Linked DNA regions of Mus musculus: region 2 is linked to region 1. A link is a loop called in an ENCODE intact Hi-C map of the cell type or tissue named here. Cell type or tissue: gastrocnemius. All regions are shown on one strand. Each heading gives the region's core, and the rest is flanking DNA. Links, peaks and the distances in the headings are about the cores only. Region 1 overlaps Piwil2 (piwi-like RNA-mediated gene silencing 2). Region 2 holds the start of Gm33790 (a long non-coding RNA gene).

The links. Peaks named below come from ENCODE experiments on the same cell type or tissue, not always from the same donor. Only the 100,000 strongest peaks of a DNase experiment are listed, where the experiment ranks them.
Region 2: a loop joins it to region 1, with 4 times the contacts of the local background. A loop is called at or near these places in 10 of 42 quality-filtered maps.

What each region holds. Positions count from the first base shown.
Region 1 is chr14:70,407,181-70,415,180 of GRCm38, forward strand. It overlaps Piwil2 (piwi-like RNA-mediated gene silencing 2), which reads right to left. Exons shown (of 23, transcript NM_021308.2): 7 at 3,954-4,071; 8 at 3,202-3,326; 9 at 2,125-2,205; 10 at 1,731-1,844. Among named protein-coding and RNA genes, the nearest start is that of Gm24890, 17 kb to the right of the region's middle. In gastrocnemius, for the core only: a CTCF peak has its summit at 4,342 (motif pointing left); no DNase peak of the experiment used is centred there.
Region 2 is chr14:70,240,136-70,251,395 of GRCm38, forward strand. Ppp3cc (protein phosphatase 3, catalytic subunit, gamma isoform) reads right to left here. Exons shown (of 14, transcript NM_008915.3): 5 at 7,439-7,584; 6 at 5,718-5,857; 7 at 769-846; 8 at 594-688. Gm33790 (a long non-coding RNA gene) reads left to right here and starts at 8,524. Exons shown (of 2, transcript XR_001781331.1): 1 at 8,524-8,680. In gastrocnemius, for the core only: a CTCF peak has its summit at 5,373; no DNase peak of the experiment used is centred there; H3K4me3 peaks cover 33 bases; H3K27ac peaks cover 312 bases.

The DNA of each region.
Region 1 (8,000 bases), core at 1-8,000:
TTACACAAGTTAAAGCTGTTGATGGGGAGGGGCTCTCGAGGTCCTACCCCTCTGTGAGGACCCAATGACTCTGGGGGATTAGAAAGGATTTTCTTTAGTGGTACATGGCTCCTGGTAAATCAGCCTTCATCCATGCTCACATAACCCTGAACCTGCTGGGTCACAAAAAATATGCTCAACAAAATCTCACATAAGAGGGGAGAAGAGTGTGGTCAGAAAGAGGCAAGGAATAAACAGGAGTAGAAAGAAGAACGGGTGGTAGGGCAAACTAACCAAATACATCATATACACATATGAAATATCACAAAACCCCATTATCTGTTCTCAATCTATGCTAATAAGACAACAAGAAAGCGCCAGGTATAGTTGTGCAGACCTTTTCCCAGCACTTGCCAGGCAGAGGCAGGCAGATCTCTGTGAGTTCAAGGCCAGCCTGGTCTACAGAGGGAGGGCTACACAGAGAAAACTTCAAAAAAACAAAAACAACAAAAAGGGAAGTTTGTAGACCTTCTAAAGAGACAGGAAGCACAGTAAGAGAACACCTGACTACTCGGGAAACAGAACTTAGTATGGCTCTGCTCACAGAAAAGGGGGGCCACTGGAAAGCAGCACTGCCCTGATTCGGAGGGGAAAGACCTTCCTGCCTAGAGCACCACTCAATTTACGGTAACCCTGAGGCTCACAGTGTTTCTTCCTATGTACCTTTCTTCAAGGTGATAATGGAGGGCATGCCCTGCACCAGAGCAGGGGACAGCACAGGCGGTGTTAGCTCTGAGACTTAACAGGTGGCAGCATAGGGAAGGAGGCAGGCGTATCCCCCCAAGCCAAGCCAACCCCACCAGCATTTAGCAGACATTGAAGATGGTCCTGAACCCCACTGGGATAATCAGGACACCGGTTACTGTGAATGTAACAGCAACATGTAACACTGAGCCCACCAGAAAAACCTATTTGCTTGCCATCATTTAGAAGCATAGAAGTTATTCCTGTAATCAGAGGAAATCTACTATTTCTAAAGCCTGAGCAGCTCTGACCTCTAGGAAAATAACTTCTCTTTGGCAGTTTCCTGGAGTCTGTAAGTACACAAAAGGTCCAGAGGATGAAAGCGGCCATGACAGTAGAGGTTTTCCTGCTCTAGAGCTGGGTGGCTTTGTACTGCGGTCATATTAAGGGCTAGTGAAGATCCTAACATGAGTTCCAGGCTAGCCTGCAATACAGACAGATTAATAATACTGTCTCAAAAGTATAAAAACAAACAAACAAACACCCACCACCACCAGTCGCCTCAGTCTCTGTGTGGCATGATGGGATGATGCCTGACAAGACTCAAAGACAAGGCTCAGAAGAGCTAATTTGATTTCACTCACCCATGACCTATGAGCTCAGGAGAACAGTGCATGCCCAGTCAGATGCTCGCCTCAGCAGACTCCAGCAGAGGAGAGTCTCTCAGCTCTCTGCTTGGTTTTGTTTTCTGAGACAGGGTCTTGCACTGTAGCTCAGGCCGGCCTGGAACTCTATATAGCCTAGGCCAGGATTGAACTTGAGGTAGCCGTCTTGCCTCAGCCCTGGGGGAGTCATCATACCTGGATCCAGTTCTTTTAATACATTTTATAATTAACCCACCCACATAGACACACAGAGAACAGGGTCTAGCCTGGCCTCCAACTACCCACTTCTGACTTTGGAAGGCCATCATGATGTCAGAGGTGGCTGACCCTCTAGTCCCTTACATGACATCCAGCACAGAGTCGTTCCGAATGACCTTATGAGAGACATCAGCGAGCAGGAAGAGACCCCCGTCTGTCCTCCGGATACTAGCCGCATAGCCAGGCCAGATCTGCAATCTGAAGAGAGAGATGTTCCAAGAGCATCAGGGCCCCTATTTTATACAATGCTGACACTGCCCTTCCTTGATAATCATGAGGAAGGCTGGGGTGGGGGGGAACGGAACCAAATCGGTGTCAGTACAAACTTACTAGAAATATAAATAAACAAAAAGGTTTAGTTGATAAACTGTACTTATGACAATAAAATATTGTTGAAGTTATTGTCCTATGTTTAGTGGGCATAATAAAAGTTTCTTCCAGAACATTCAGAAGTGAAGGAGAAGAAAAACCCACCAACCTGTGTTGCTGCAGTACCATGGCACTTGTAGGGTCATAGAAGTTTCTCCCCACAAGCTTCATATCCAGAAGTTTCATTACCCTGAAATGAATGGCGGAGGTGAGCTCTCTTTCTCCTTCCAAGTGCTGGGTGGGCCACAGAGCTACACAGTCACCAGGCAAGCACTCACCCTCAAGCCGCATCCTAAGCCTAACAGAAAAGCTGTCAGAAAGCTCCTTCAGTCTTAGCTACGGTTTCCTCTGCAAGCCTGAAGTGCAGAAGAGCTTCTGATCTCTGCATAATGTAGCCTGTGTTTACGACAGTCTTGCTATAGGAGAGTTGAGCTAGAAAGGCATGCATCTGCAGTGTGTACACGTGACTCAAGGCCCCCTCAGGACCCAGCTCACTGGACCCAGGGCTATCTCCCAGCTTAATTATATTACTGACCACCATGAACTAAAGAGAATGCAGATGAACTAGTTTCCAACTTGTGAACAGCCCAGCAAGGGAACTGCGTTTGTTCCAGCAGCTCACTGTAGGTTCTAGTTCATCAAATGAGATAGTTTGGAATTAACTCTTGTATAAAATTGAGAGCCCCTCAAAAGGAGATAAACAACTATAAACTATGTATAATTTTTTAAAGTGTAGAAGCTATCTCTCACCAAATATCTCTGTACTCTGAGGAGTGCTTCACATGTTAATGTCTGTTTTGGCTGAGTGTGGTCATCATAATCCCAGCATTAGGGAAGCTGAAGCAAGAGGGTCAGGATGGGCGATCCTCAGCTACACATCAAGTTTGAGACTAGCCTGAGTTATACAAAATCCTGTCTCAAAAACAAACTCCGGTCTGAAAAATTCTTAATCGAATCCAAAAGACTCCATCTGCCTACTCAGCTACCCACACACCTAACTTCAGGAACCCACACCTGACCTGTCGAGTGAGAGGTAATTTTTGAATGAGCTGATACTAAGATCACTCATTATGTGCTTCCAAGCCCACCCACAGGCACACACTGTGTGTGGCACCACGCACACCTCCTGGGGAGCCTTATTCCCACCATGGCGAGTTACAGACACAGCCTGCAGCAGCTTCCTTACCGCCGGAAGACAACATTGTAGAAGGGGATGCACAGGTCAGAACACGGCTCCAGGATCTTTGTCAGCTGAATCTTGATACTGATCTCGGCATCGTCAGTTTTCCTCTGACTTTTTAACTCAACAACCTAAGAAATAAACATGTACAGTAACGAGAAATGACAACGCTACACAGCCTTAACCCTAACTCAGTTCTAGAGCCCAAAAGGTAGCTTCTACTTCCCCTCACTTCACAGCCTGTGCTGGCAAAATCAGTGTGATAATAAACAAACAAACAAAATAAATAAGATTCAAAGTTGAACACTGAAATCTTTAGTTTTGTTTTTAATTGACGTTATGTATATGTATCATGTATATACAGGTATATATATACCCAAGGAGGCCAGAGAGGGCTTTGGCTCCCTGGACCTGGAGAGGATGACCGGATCACCCAGTATGGGTGGTAGGAGATGAACTGGGCTCTCTGCAGGAGAATCGGGTGTTCTTTACTGCTGAGCCCTGACGTTGAAAATCTGAGTGATTTGTCAGAGACCCAATGCTTCCTACCAGTCCACTTCCTACCAGTCCATTTACGTATCAGAAACGTTACTTCATAAACGCAAGCTGGAGTGGGGCTGGGGGTTGATCCCTGCTGTGTTCTGCAGAAATCTGCCTTCTGTCAAGCAAACTGTCCAGAAAATGTGTACTTTGCCACTACTCAACCCCTCAGAGCACACCGGAGTTTCACCCACACCACACTCTCCACTGGGTCTCACTTGTTGAAGCTTAACAGGAAGATAAAGAATAGAGCCATCAAAAGCAGTGACGTTTCCAGTGACAGACTGGTGGTCCTTCAACATGCCAAACCTCATGCTTTTGCATTCCACACTGGGGCTGCAAAATAACAAAGGGGATTTTAGTTCAGTTTGACTCAAACAGCAATCTTTACCAAAGCTGCGCAGTAAGTTATGTGACTTCAAGAAGCATTTTTTGCCCAGTACAGGGGAATGCCAGGGCCAGGAAGCAGGAGTGGGTGGGTTGGAGAGGGTATAGGGGACTTTCGGAGAGGAAACTAGGAAAGGGGATAGTATTTGAAATGTAAATAAAGAAAATATCTAATAAAAAAAAAAGAAGCATTTTTTGTACCTGCACTCCACCTAGTGGTCATATTTATAATTACACAGCTAACTAAAGAATGTCTCAAGGATACCTGCTGGAGTAGAAACATTAGAAAATGTAACTAATCTACCAGGCTTAGAGTTTATGCGTGCAGTTCAGCTACATGAGAGGCTGAGGCACGGGGATCATCAGTTTAAAACCTCTATAAGCAACTGATAAAGATCTGGAGGGAAGGCAAAACAAAATAAAACAAACAAAAATCCATAATTCTAGACAGCTTGCTTTTACACATCATTTATATCCTTCTAGACTTCTAAGCAGAGGATCAGAACACCGTAAGGGGCCATATTGTATCTAAAACTTTACATGGCCATACACTCTTGCTATAAAAACACAAAATCATAGCATAGAATGGCACAAGTATGGCAAAGTTCAATACAATTTCACGGTTAAACAAGCTGTGAGCCAGGCCTGACCTTGGGCTGACTGTGGTCTGCCAACCCCTGCTCTCAATCTTCAGCGGCACACACTTTTAAAGTGTTCCCCCCACTTGTTTAAAGAATTCTTTTTGAGATTTATTTTTATGTCTATATGCATGTGACTATGTGCATCTGCAGAGGGTAGCAGATTCCCTGGAGCAGGAATTATATGGGTTGTGAACCACCTGATATGGATGCTGGACTGAACTCAGTCCTCTGCAAGAATAGCAAGCTTTTGTTGTTTTTTTAACCTCTAAACCATCTCTCCAGCCACTAAACTGCTTTTGTTTTGTTGTTGAGACAAAAGTCTCTTGTAGACCAAGCTGGCCTTGAACTCAAAGAGATCCACCTGCCTCTGACTTTCAAGTACTGGGATTAAAGTCACGAACCACAATATCCTGCCATAAGGTACTTTAAAAATGAGATTGTAATCATTTTCATTCATGGTGATTTAAACTTTATATTATTCACTGCAGCAAATTGGCAGCTTAACAAATTGTAACAGCTACCTAATTATCAATGATTGTTCTACCATATACACTAGGGCACAATCTTGTTCTGCAACTGTAAAGTGTGAATAAATCCAAGATTAAAAACAAGATCCAAGTGTGTTCAAGTATAGGAAGACGTAACAAAATTCAACTGGCATCCCTAATATTAAATATTCACATGGTAGCATTTCCCTCATATGCAGATTGAGTACATTTCATGCCAATGCTTAAATCCAAAGCATTCTGATCCTGGAGTATTTGCATATACATAATAAAATATCCTGTGCATGAGACCTAAGTATAAACATGAAATGCACTCACGTTTTGTGTATGCCCAGTCTAAAAGTAATTTTATATATATTTAAAAATTTTTTTTAGGCTTAGGGGTGTTTTGTTGTCATTGTCTTTTGAAAGAGGGTCTTTATTTAGTAGCCCTGGCTGGCTTCGAACTCACTGTGTGACCAGGTTAGCCTTGGCCTTGTGGCTATCAGCCTGCCTCTGCTTCCCGCATGCTAGGATTAAATTCCTGCACCACTACACCTGGCTTAGATTTGTTTTGTGTGTATGAATATTTTGCCTAACTGCATGTATATGTAGCTCATATGTGCCAGATGATCATGGAGGTCAGAATAACTATATGTATATGTAACACATATGTGCCTGATGACCATGGAAGTCAGAAGAGGGTACTGGACCCCTGTGGACTGGTGTTACCAATGTTTGTGAATCACCATGTGGGTGCTTGGAACACCTTGACCTTCTGCAAGAACAGCAAATGCTCTTAGCCACTGAGCCATTTCTCCAGCCCCTTACATAATACTTTTAACAAGTCTGTATATGAAAAGTTTCATGGTGTGTAATTTTCTACTTAGAGCTTCATGTCCACATTCAAAAATGTTTAGATTCTGGGGCATTTCAGATTTGGGGTTTTCAGACTGGGACAAACCCCACCTATGCACATTTAGAGCAACATTCTGGCATTCCCCTCCCTGTTCCTATTCCATGAGGAAGCAACAGAGCTACAGGCAACTCCTGTACCACATCAGGGTTTTCCATATTATCAGTATCTTCTCTATTACATCACCTTCACACCATGGCTTCAAAAGTCCAACTGGGCTAGGCTCAGTCAGTAAAATGCTTGAACCTGCCCTAGTTTGCTTTTTTTTTTTTTTTATAGCTATGATAACACACCACGACCAAAATCAAATTGAGGGAGGAGGTGTTTTATTCCCATGTACAACTCTCAGGTCACGTCCCATCACTAAGGAAATTTAGGGCAGGACTTAAAGCCAGGAAATTAGAGGCAGAAACTGAAGCAGAACCCATGCAAGAGTACTGATTACTGGCTTGCTTAGTTTGCTTCCTTTTTTCTTCATTTCTTCTCTCATATATTACATCTGGACAGCAGTTTCTCCTCCATCCCTCCCCCCCTTCCCCCCCATTCACTCTTCCATTTCCATTCAGAAAAAGAGCAGGCTTGCAGAGTAGTCAACCTAAACAGCATATCAAGCTGCAATAAGATTAGGCATTTTCCTGCATATTAAGGCTGGACAAAGCAACAACCCAGTAGGATAGCAAGGGTCCCAAAAGCAGATACAAGTGCCACAAACAGGAGTCCCACAAAAACAACAAGCTACACAACTGTAACACATACACGGAGGGCCTGGGTGAGCCCCATGCAGACTCTGATGTTTGAGCCTCAGTGAGCCTGAACCCAGATGTGTTGAGTCTCTGAGTTGTCTTGTGGTGTCCTTGACCCCTCAGGCCCCTGCAATCCTCCCTCCCCCTCTTCAGCAGGATTCCCTGAATTCCGCCCAGCGTTTGTCAGGAACTACCTACCCAGAGATGCCACTACCCGCAGTGGGCTGTGACCTCCCATGTCAGTCCATCAGAAATGCCCTCCAGACTTGCCTACAGGCAGTCTAATGAGGGCACTTCCTCAGCTGGGGTTCCTTGTCAAGTCGACATAAAATTAACCAGGATAACACTGTATCAACCCTCACAGTGGCTTACTTGTAATTCCAGTAACTAGGAGCTATATAGGCAGGTGGATCCTTGGCACTTGCTGACCTGTCAGCCTCACCTAAGCAGAGCCACGGGTCCTAGCGAGGGCCTGGTTTGTGTGTGTGTTTTTTTGTTTGTTTGTTTGTTTGTTTTGAAACAGGGTTTCTCTGTGTAGTCTTGGCTGTCCTGGAACTCACTCTGTAGACCAGGCTGGCCTCGAACTCAAGAGAGCCTGTTTAAGAAACAAGGTTGATAGCAGCTGAGAACACTGCCCAAGGCTGACCTCTGTGCCTGTGCATGCTCACACACAAACACCACTTAGATCTTATAAATCTCTAGCCCTACAAACCCACAGCTTCTTTATGGCCTAGTCAATGCAAGAAATCCTTCCTGCTTCATCAGACTACAGACTGTCCATAACAAAAGCATTCTTCCCTCTGACACACAGCCCTCCTCTCACAGTCCCTGCTAGGCCTGTTTCCTGGAATTCCATTGGTTGTCTTCACTGCCTCCTTCCCTTTCCATCAAATGTGAGTTGTGCTGTTTCCTTCTCCCTTGTAGGAAACTGGAGGTGGTGGTTGCTGCTGCTGCTGCTGTTTTGGAGAAAGGAATTCTCTGTGTTACAGCCCTGACTGTCCTGTATTTGCTTTGTAGACTAAACTGGAACCACAGAGATCCACCTGCCTCTGCCTCCTGCGTGCTGGGATTAAAGGCCTGCACCAGCACTGCC
Region 2 (11,260 bases), core at 1,856-9,855, 170 kb before region 1:
AATACTAAACAAATATGCTCCCAAAGAGCCTAATCTCTCAGGAGATGAAGGACAAGCAGCAGCTTACATTCTAAACTTACTGACCTTTTTTTCCCAATAAGATCTCTTCTTCATCTAGGAATGGGAGTGCATACCTGTAACCCTAACACTTGGGAGATGAAGCACGAGGACCCCAAGTTCAAAGCCAGTCTGCATTACATAGCAAAACCTTGTCTCAAAACAGAACAAATCAGAAGAGGAGTTGGGGAGAGAGAGGTAGAGATGTCAGATTCTTGGGGAGCTGGTGCAGAGCAGAGTAAGATACCAGAGAGTGTCGCTAAGGCCTTCCCCATGCTAAACACATGCTTTACTACAAAGCCTCACCCCTTACCCAAGACCTTCTTATCTGACTGAATTTTGTACTTAAAAATAGGTGTCCAGGATATAGCTCAGGGGTAGAGTGCCTGCTTCACAAACACAAGGACCTGGGTTCCATCCACAGAGCCAAAAAATAAAAATAAGCAAATGAACACAATAATAAAATAAAACACAAAATTAAAGTAGAGCTCACAGTTACTAACAATTCACACTAAGATATTGCTGGACTTCTTTACCTTTATTGTTATAGACATCTAGGTAATTAGGGGCAGAGAAAATCGTAATAAGTGACGGAAAGCCAGTTGCTTGGTTCTTCCTATACATTCGGTACCTGAAAAAGGAGATATGAACTCAGGCATTTTTACACTAAAAGTAAAATCTGCAGGAAGGTGAGGTCTAAGTGCAACCTACCCCGCATCCTGGGCTTCATGGGCTCTGATTATTGATAATAAACTGTTGTTCTGTAAAAATTCACAAACTGCAGGGTAACTGAAAAAGAAAATGAGAAAAACCTAAATATGGAATTATAGCAGTTATGTTTTAATAGGAAGAAACAGAACACCCAATCTGAGAGTTGTTTTAAGATTACAGAGACTATGGACTCTGCAATTTTAAAGATTTACTTTATTCTATGAGGCTTTTGCCTACTTGTATGGATATGCACCATCTGAGGGTCTAGTTCCCACAGAGGCCAAAGGAGGGTGGCAGATCCCATGACTCTGGAGTTACAGACAATTACGAACCACCATGAGCGCTGGGAACTGAACCTAGGTGTTAGAGCCATCAGAGTGATAATTTTTTTCTTTACCCTGACTAGCTTCCAAATCAATGAGATGATACTGTAAGTCTTGTTTAATCAAGCTTTACACCACAATAGCTGGTCAATATTAATCTGTTTTAATCCTCTAAAATATTCTGGCTCCCTCCCAGCCCGAACCCCCAAGATCCTTGTATTTTAGCACTGCTCTGGGTCGCTCAGCTCCAGGTGTGTTCTCAAGGTCCCCTCCACCCTCCCTCTCCTCTGAGTGAATCCCACTTCCCATCGCCCTTTCTCCCCTCCCCCGACCCTCCCCCCTGGCTGGCATCGGAAGTCCAGCCCCATTCCCTCCTCTGCCCAATCATTGGCTGATCAGCTTTTATTGACAGACCAGAGAATCAATAAGGAGCATCACATCACAGAGGCAGGAGGAGAGTCTTAAAGTAAGTATTACAATGCCATGTCAGGATTGCAACCAGACGTGGAGGCAGAGAAATCAGCACTTGAAAAATACATGGATAATCTTCAAACACTGCACAATAACATTGTGCCTCCACCCAGGCCTTCTGGAAAAACAGCCAGTGCTCTCAACCACGGAACCATCTCTCCAGCCCTACGACTGAACTTTTATTAAAAGCTCAGAAACCAGCTCCTCCCTCACAACCTCCCTCCTCAGAGCGTCTTAAACCCAGGCCTCTCCGAGAATCCTTGAGAGGACAGGAAGCAGGTCTAATGAGTAACTCCTCCAGCCCAGAGGAAAAACACTCTATGTCTGTCTGTCGAGTATATTATATTCAATTTCGATTAAAAAAAAAAAAAAAAAAGCTCAGAAACCAGTGATTTCTATTTCACACTACTATCAAACTTGAAGAAGACACCTTAGAATAGAAAGTTTCTCCATCTTTTAATTTATTTTACCTTAACACTACTAGTATTAGGATCAAAAATGTTGGTATTTTGATACGAAGATGTATCACAACTCCATGTATGCATGTATGTGTATACAGTAGGTCCTACAAAATTAGTGCATGCTTTTCTTAAATCATCAAACCTTTAGAAAAATTAAAAGAATCTACTTATAACTTTATATGTAATATCAATAGCAAGATAGTACTATGCATGGCTATCTCAGGAGTAGATATAAATATTATAGACCACCATACTCTAATGATATCTGCATATACTCCTAAAATGGTCTTTTTTTTTTTGAACTTCTGTTTGACAACCAGGAAGAACTAGGATATAAAATTACCATCAGAATTTGTAGCTGTTACTTACTTATCTTTTAGAAAGTATTTCTTTCTTGAATTGGGATATAACTAAGCTGGTCTACTGCTTGTGCAGCATACAAATTCCGGGGTCCAACCCCTATACACCATATTTTAGGGATGCTGCGCATGTAACCCCAGTACTTGGGAGGTGAGACAGAAGAAGCAGAAGTTCAAGGCTGTCTTTTCCTACATAGTAAGTTTGAGACCAGCCTGGGATGCACGGGATCCTGTCTGAGAAAAAGGGGGCAATTTTCTTTTTACTATGCTCAGTGGAAAATGTATAATTTTAAGATCACCTATATATGACATTATCACAATTTCGGAACAGGAAGTCCCCCTCTTGACTGGCATAGGAACAATGAATGGTCTGTTAGCCATTCATAGACTGTGAAGCAGTTTTGAGAAGGCCTTAGGAATGAGGTAGGAGGCTGTGGAATTCTGGTAGAGCCCACGGCCAAGGATTCATGCCATGAGACATTGTTCCTAGGTTCCGTATGAGGTTTAAGATTCCTAGGAGCCTCTGGCCATATTTTCATCAACCACTTAAGTGTTTCCGATGTTTTCTTGCATAATGATATTTTATGTAAATATAAGATTGAATCATTAACATTGAACTCATGGCCAGGAACACAACTCACACTTGACAAATCTCTGTAAGTTACACTACAGTCTGCTTTGCTCACGGACACTGGACAGCACTTTGTGTGATACCATTATCAACACTGAAAAAGACTGCTGACAGAAAAGTGCAGAAACAGAAACAAAACTGTGAGGTGGGGGTGGAGAGATGGCTCAGTGATTAAGAGCTGCTCTTGGAGAAGATCTGGGTTTGGTTCTTAGCACCCACATCTGTAATTCCAGTTCTAGGGGTTCTGGCCCCCATGGATACCAGGAAGACATGTGGTACAGAAACATACATGTGAGCAAAACACTCCTACACGTAAAACAAAAGAGAAAAAAAGACTAAAAACAAGAGTCAGCGCATGACTTCTAATGTCAGCTGTAAGCCTGCGCCGTATGGGCTGGCTCAGGTGCATCTGTTGTTCTGCCAAGTGTGTCCACCAATGCTATAAGAGCTCTGTGAGGACGGACTGGGATGCAGGGAACTCAGGTGAGTATGGGGATAGCTGCAAGCCAAGTGTTAGGAGGAGAATTTCTGGGTGGAAGGCCTGTGTTGTAAGAGGTGTTGGCAGGTGACCACAGGAACTGTAACAAATGACATTTGGCCAATAATGCTAAGTCCTTAAGCAACATCATAAGAGGGAAAAGTTAAATTGTTTCAGTAAATAAGTCACTAGAAAGATAGATGGCAGAGTAGAATTCAAAACGATTATTTTAAAAATGTTTAGGGGCAAATTAAGGCTTCTTTTATACATATGTATCATTTAATTACTGTATTATCTTAACCAGTTAGCAAGATTTTTAAAGAACTAAATTTGTCATAATAAAACAGTGGAATTAAAATTAGTTTAGATTTCAATGTCTTTATTTTCTCTACTTTATTTATTTATTTATTTAGGCTTGGCAAACCATACCAAGAGCTCACATGTGAACTTTAGGACAATAACTTCCAGGAAAAGTCCTAGGCTTGGATCAGTGTTCTGGGTTTTGGTTTTGGTTTGTTTTGGTCAATAGCAGAAGTTCCAAAAGCTGGGAGCAAGCCAGTAAGCAGCACCCTCCATGGTCTCTCCATCAGCTGCCTCCAGGTTCCAGCCCTAGTTCAGTTCCTGTCTTGACTTACTCCAATGATGGATTGTGATCTGATAAGCCAAATGAACCCTCCCTGCCCCCCCCCCCCAAAAAACTTGCTTTTTAGTCATAGTGTTTTGTCACAGTAACAGTAACCCTAAGAGCGTAGGCCTGGCTGGCTTGGCACCCACTATGTAGATGAAGCTGGCCTTGGACTCACATTGTGCAGCAGCCTGCCTGTTCTCAAATACTGGGATTATGTACGTACGTACGTACATACATACATACATACATACATACATACATAGAGAGAGAGAAAGAGAGAGAGAAAAAAAAGAGGGGGGGGAGGGAGAGGGAGAGAGAGAGGGAGGGGGAGGAGACATGCTCAGTGCTAAAGAGCACTTCCTGTTCTTGCAGAAGACCCAGGTTTCTTTTGCAGCCCCCACCCCTCCCCGTCCCAGATGGCTCATAATCATCTGTAACTACCAGATCCAAGGGATCCGATGCCTACTTCTGGTCTCCACAAGCACCAGGTACACATGTAGTTTACACACACACAGACAGGCAAAGCACCGACACACATAAAAATAAGAGGCTGGAGAGATGGCTCAGTGGTTAAGAGCACTGACTGCTCTTCCAGAGGTCCTGAGTTCAATTCCCAGCAACCACATGGTGGCTCACAACCATCTGTAATAGGATCCAATGCTCTCTTCTGGTGTGTCTGAAGACAGCTATAAAATATAGAAATAATAAAATAAAGAAATAAAATCTTTTAAAAGTCAGATCGTTAGGAAGTATCTAGATGATATCTAGAAACAAATAATAAATCATTTAGAGCTTATAACAGTGAGATACTGGGAGAGGTTTTAACTGTGTTCACTAATCTGTACTTCTTATGATCTCATGTCTAAGAACATATTAAAGCTTTCCTGCTATTAAGGGATTGAACAAGTGCTTGCCCAGGATGTGTAAGGTCCTGGGTTTGCTCTCCAACACCAAAATGAAAGGAAGAGGAGAAGGAGGTGAGAGAGGGGACAGAGAAAAAAGAGAAATAAGAACACAGAGAATGAGACTAAACAGTAGTCTCTACTTCTTGTTTGAGACCTGAGCCATTAAGAAAACTTTCATAATACCAGGTGTGGTGGCAAGATTAATTTCATAAAACTAGGGCTTGAGAGATGGCGCGGTGGTTAAGAACACTTACCACTCTTATTGAGGACCCAAGTTCAGTTCTTAGCACCCACATGGTGATTCCAGAATTCTAGTTCTAGTGGATATAATACCCTCCTCTAACTTCAGAGGGCGCCAGGCACACACTTAGTACATAGACGGACAGACATGCAGATACAACATTCATAAAGAAAAAAAAATTAATTTAGAAAAGAATAATTCCATTATATGGATCACAGTGGGCTAGAAAGATGCCTCTGTGGTTAAGAGTATGTGCTCTTCTTATAGAAGACCTAAGTTCCCAGCACCCACACTGGGTGGTTCACAACTGCCTATATTTCCAGCTGCAGGGGATCTTATGTCTCTAGTCTCTCTCTTGGACCTGCATTCATGTGTATAGACACATATGTAATTAAAGAAAAACTGAAAAAGTAAAATGGGGCCCAGTTTGTTTCACTGTGTTCTCAGCTTACCTGAAGAAGTAGGAGCAGCCTCGGACAGTGTTGTGGGTATAGTGCTCCAGGGTCTTCTCGCTGCCGTAGTCCTCTAAGGGATCAGACCACAGCAGGTCACACACTGGCCCAAAAGCAGGAGGCTCAGAAAACCTATCTAACTAGAAGACACACAAGGGCCAAAAGAAGAGAAAAAAAAATCAGGAAAGTAAAAGGCTTTTGGAAGCAGCAGATTAAAAGTCCCCTTCTCCCTACAGGAAAGTATTGCAGATGAGGCCGTGAGCCCCAAGGATGGTCCCTTGAGAAAATGAGAATTCGTCAATAAATGTGTACAAGTATCTTATCTCTGTTCCTGTAGAAAAGGGCCTCTCCTCCCATGCTAATCTAGTGAAATTTACCTCAAATGTGAAATCAGCCTCCACAAAAAATTGTGACGACTAAAGTTAAATTCTATTTTCTATGGGAAGCAGAGCTACAGGAGGGCGGGGAGCCAGGCAGGCATCCTGTCCACTGCTCACTTCGTTCTAATAGAGATGTCTTCTTTTGTAAAAAGCCTTTTATTCTTTCCATTCTATGCAGTGGTGTCATTAACTTACTTTTAATATTTGTCATTAACTTACTTTTTCAGTTACTGCTGCTTTAATTAAAAACACCCCCACAAAAAAATCAAAGAATATAAATAATTGTTTTTGAACACACCAGAACATCTGAGAGTCAAGAAGAGGGCTTCTGCTGAGTGAGAGGGGAGCTTTTTACCACAGCTGATCACAGTGGTTAAATACAAAATCTACTAAAGGCGACATGCTGGGTGGGTACTGAAAAGCCAGCACACACACACCGGCTCACTGCTCACTGGGAGACTGCTGTGAACTCAAGGAAATCCTGAGTCTGTGCCCCGTGGGAACTGAGGGGATCAAGGTGCGGAAGTGCACGTGCACAAGGCTGCTCCTTTCCCTCAGTCATGAAGACACAGTCTTGGGAATAACTACCACATAAGGGAGTGTAAGGCACATGGAGCAACCAACCATCCTGTTTAGGATGCAAACGGCAGTGCGCCTCACAGCTGCCAGAGCTCAGGGCACTCAGTCAAATTTCCTCATTTACAGAAAGAATGTACTCCAAGGGTAAGGGGCCTGGCCAAGGCTTCACATTCATGTTCTTTCTTTGCAAGCTGGAATATAATTTAATTTTTTAAAGCTGGGCATGGTGGCACAAGTCCTGTAATTATACCATACAGTGGAGGAGGTAGAACTGTCTTGAGTTCAAGGCTAGTCTGGGCTTTGCAGAGAGACCTTGTTTAAAATATACAAATATGATTTTTAAAGTTTCAGAGTTCTACTGTAAGAAGAGTATGCTTTTAGCTATTAAGATTTAATTTTAAGGCCAAGCAGTGGTGGCGCATACTTTTAATCCTAGCACTCAGAGGCAGAAGTAGGTAGATCTCTGAGAGTTCAAGGCCAGCCTGATCTACAGAGTGAATTCCAGCGAGAATTATAGAAAGAAACCCTGTTTCAAAAAACGAAACAAAACTTTAATTTTTAAAAAGAGAAAGAATGTTTCTCCAAGTGTTACTAACAGCTCTCTGACAGTGACAAGATTATGAGTCAGTCCCGTATTTCTACCTCTGACTGTATTTTCATTTAACCTCAGCAATTGCTATATGTTATATAGGTAGTCACTGGCTAAGATAAAGAACAAAAATTTAAAAGCACACTCTATGAAAATAGTAAAAAGTTACTTACTTTCCTAATGTCCTCTAAACAAGTAATTTCAGGAGACATTCCTCCATGTACACAGAGAAACTGCTGGTTTAAGAGGGCAGCAAGAGGAAGACAGTCGAAAGTGTGCATGCACGCATCGTACACCATCTCTGAATACTTGATCCGACCTACCCAAAGAGGACAAAGTCAGGGGATGAACAGTGCCATACTGAAGAGACTAACCAGGTGAAGCCAGCTCGGAAGCCACTGGTTACAGGCAAGTCTGAAGACCCTGTCCCAGAGAAAATGTCCTTTTAGAGTTGCACACAAGGGCTAACCGAACACTCTTCCCTTTCTAAAGATAAGTATGACCTTAGATTAACTTTCTAGCTCTGTTGCCCAGGAAATCTGATAAGGCAGGTGGCTGCCCATGTCTTATTAGTGAGCATCATTTACCTGGAGGAAGGTTACGGCTTTAGGCTCCTGAGGGTCCTTTTAGGATCCTCAAATTCTGCCATTAAGCGTTTACAAACAATGCTGGCATTGCTGATCCCTGGGGCTTCCCAGGCAAAGTAGATCCCAGCCCCACCCCATGTGGAACTGTCTCCACAGTACTGAAAACTATTTCTGTATCAGAAACCTTTGGGCTCATTTTTTTCTGTTTTTAAAAAAGATTATTTTTACGTGTATGAGTAGTTTGCCTGTGTGTGTGTTCATGCACTGAGCACATGCCTGGGGAGGTAGCCAGAAGAGTGCTGGATCCCCTGGAACTGGAGTTCAGGAGAGATGTGAGCTGCCATCTGGGTCCTCTCTTGAAGAGCAGCTCTTAGCCACTAAGAGCTTCATCTCTCCAGCCCTTACATTAAAAAATGTGTAGGAAAATTATTACTACTCTAGTGTACTTTACATAGACATAGACTGTTTTGCATTTCTGAATTTATTTTTTATTTGTGTATGTCTACCTAAGTTATGTGCACTGTGCAGGTGCCCTCAGAAGCAGCAGTAGACCCTGGACCTGGATGACAGGCACTTGGGAGCTACCTGTTGTTATGTGGGTGCTGGAAGCTTTACCTAGCTGTACCCAAATATGGCAGCTTACAATTCTCCTTAAATTCTGTTCTAGGGAATCCAGGGCTCTTATCCTCTGAGACATCTCTCGAGTTCCTGCATTTTATATTTTGATGTGGTTGTCAAGTTGGAACTATGGTACAAGGAAATACTCCTAAGTGGGCAGATTGTAGGTGTGCCACAATTCTCTAAGAAGAAAAAGACATGAAGTAACAGGTAAGAACTCTAAAGATGGGCTTAAAAAAAAAAAAACCAGCATTTTCCTTCTTGGTGTTATGGTGTGGCTATGACTAGAATGTATCTCTCAAGGGATGTGTGGGTTTCAGTGTGGGATGTTACCACACAGTGTAAACCTTTAAGAAGAGAAACCTGAACAGGTGGAGCCTAGTGGGAAGTCACTGGGGGCACTGCCCTCAGAAGGAAGATGTGTTGTGAGACACTCAGTAGTTCTTCCAGTAGGGCTCTTCTCTAATCTTTGGCCTTGTGTGTTCTCTCTCTCTTTAATGTGTTCTCCCAACATGAAGTCCTCATCAATTCAAAACCAATGCTGGTATCATACCCTGAAACCTCCAAAACTATAAGCTAAACAAAGCTCTTTTCTTTATAAGGTTCACAGCTTCAGGTCTTTTGTTAGAATAGTAACAAACAGATTATACAGTTGACCTTGGATTTAAAGTCAAGCTGTGCCTTTAGAGTGAATGCTAGTAGAGAAGACTAAGACAGTATACACAAGGAAACCCTACAGTCCATATAGGAAACTGTAAACTGGAGCCAGGCATGGTGGCACACACCTTTAATCCCAGCACTCAGGAGCAAATGAATCTTTGTGAATTAGAGGCCAGCCTGGTTTACAAAGTGAGTTCCAGGATAGCTATGGCTACACAGAGAAACCCCATCTCGAACACACAAACAAACAAAACAAAGGAAAGTATAAACGAAGGTGAGAAGGCCTCCCTCTCATAACAATCCAGACATTCTCTTTGTGGCTGATACTGAGGGACTCAGGTTTGGGTTTAATGGAATCTGAGGGCTCTCTTCACACTGGCACAGAGGCGGTTAAGACTGTATTCAATAGCATATCTAACTTTAACATGAGCTCAGTTTGTGCAGGGATGCACCTCCTTACAGTTACAGCCTCACTTTGCTATTTCAAAAGCAGATCCAGCTGTGAGTATAACATCTGTTCAAAATAAAAGCAAACAAAGAATCTTTAACATGTGGTCAGTGCTAGATATTTCCTCCTAAAAATCCAAAGGCAGAATCACCTTTGTTACCAATGTCAATTAAAATTCCTTTATAAGAATCCTAAACTTGAGTATAGGTAAGAGTCTAAGTGGCATTCATGGTCCACACCATCATCTAGTATGCCTTTCATCCTAATAATGACTCAGAAAAAGTCCTTAGCTTACTTCCAAACAATGCCAGATCTGTGGAGAGACAGCAAGTATGCACAGAGTACCGAGCCACTCTGTAAACCAAAACAGGAGAACAAAAGCCAAATCAGGTGAAAAGACATGTACGGCATATTAGTATGTGCGCAAACAGGCCGTCCTATGCTACCATTCCCCGAGGGATTAGACTAGAGACAGTAACCATAGTCCTATTTTTTCTTTTTTTCTTTCTTTTTTCTTTTTTTTTTTTTGGGGGGGGGACAGGGTTCGAGACAGTTTCTCTGTGTAGCCCTGGCTGTCCTGGAACTCACTTTGTAGACCAGACTGTCCTCGAACTCAGAAATCCGCCTGCCTCTGCCTCCCAAGTGCTGGGATTAAAGGCGTGTGCCACCACACCTGGCCAGTCCTATTTTTTCTAATGTTCTCTGATGAGTACATGTCTATAAGTATATAGCAAGTACACTTACATGTATAGTGACCACAGTATATATCCGTGAGCTAAATGCCTGAGCCAGTCAGTTGTCAGATAAATGACCTGTAACCTAACTCTCTTAGTTTGGTCCTTAGATTGGTTGTTAGCTTTCTAGCTTGGAATCTTGAGCAAATGCTTCCATTCCATGTGTTTTCCCGACTATATAATGGGAATGATAATCCCTATAAGTCATGATGCTATGAGGATAGAGGTGTATTTACACCTGGCACACAATGGTTATAACTATGTGTTAAGTGATCATTTCGCAGAATCTCTATGAAGTAGGCACATTCCCATGTTCATTTAAAAACTGAGGAAGGCAACTGGAGAGGTGATTCAGCTGTTAGAGCACTGTCTGCTCTACCATAGAGCCAGGGTTCAATCCTCAAAACCCACACAATAGGGAAGAAATTTCCATGACTGAGTTCCAGACAGACATGTTTCTACCATGTAAGATTGAAGGAGCACTGGGGCTAGAGAGATGGCTCAGCAGTAAGAGAGAGCACTCATTGCTCTTCCAGAGGACCTGGGTTTAGTTCCCAGCACCCACCCACATGGTGAATCACAATGGTATGCAACTCCAGTTCCAGGATATTAGATGCCCTTGTTTGGTCTCTGAGAGCAGCAGGCACAGACACACACATAAGCATACATATAAATATAACACACAATTACATAAAAGGGGAGAAAACTGGGCGCAGTGCTCATAACTGCAAGCTTCAGTGGCAGAGAAGTCACATCCACATTCTTAACTACCCTCTCAGACTCTTCCAAACTATGGTGCTGGGGTTGGGACCCAAGGCCTTGAGAATGCAGGGCAAGTGCTCTCCCAAATGTTTATACCCTCATTCTGTGAACTGTCAACATGGGATCTTACTATGAAGCTCAGGCTGGCCTTGAACTGGCAGCTTCTAGAATGCTGGGATTACTGGC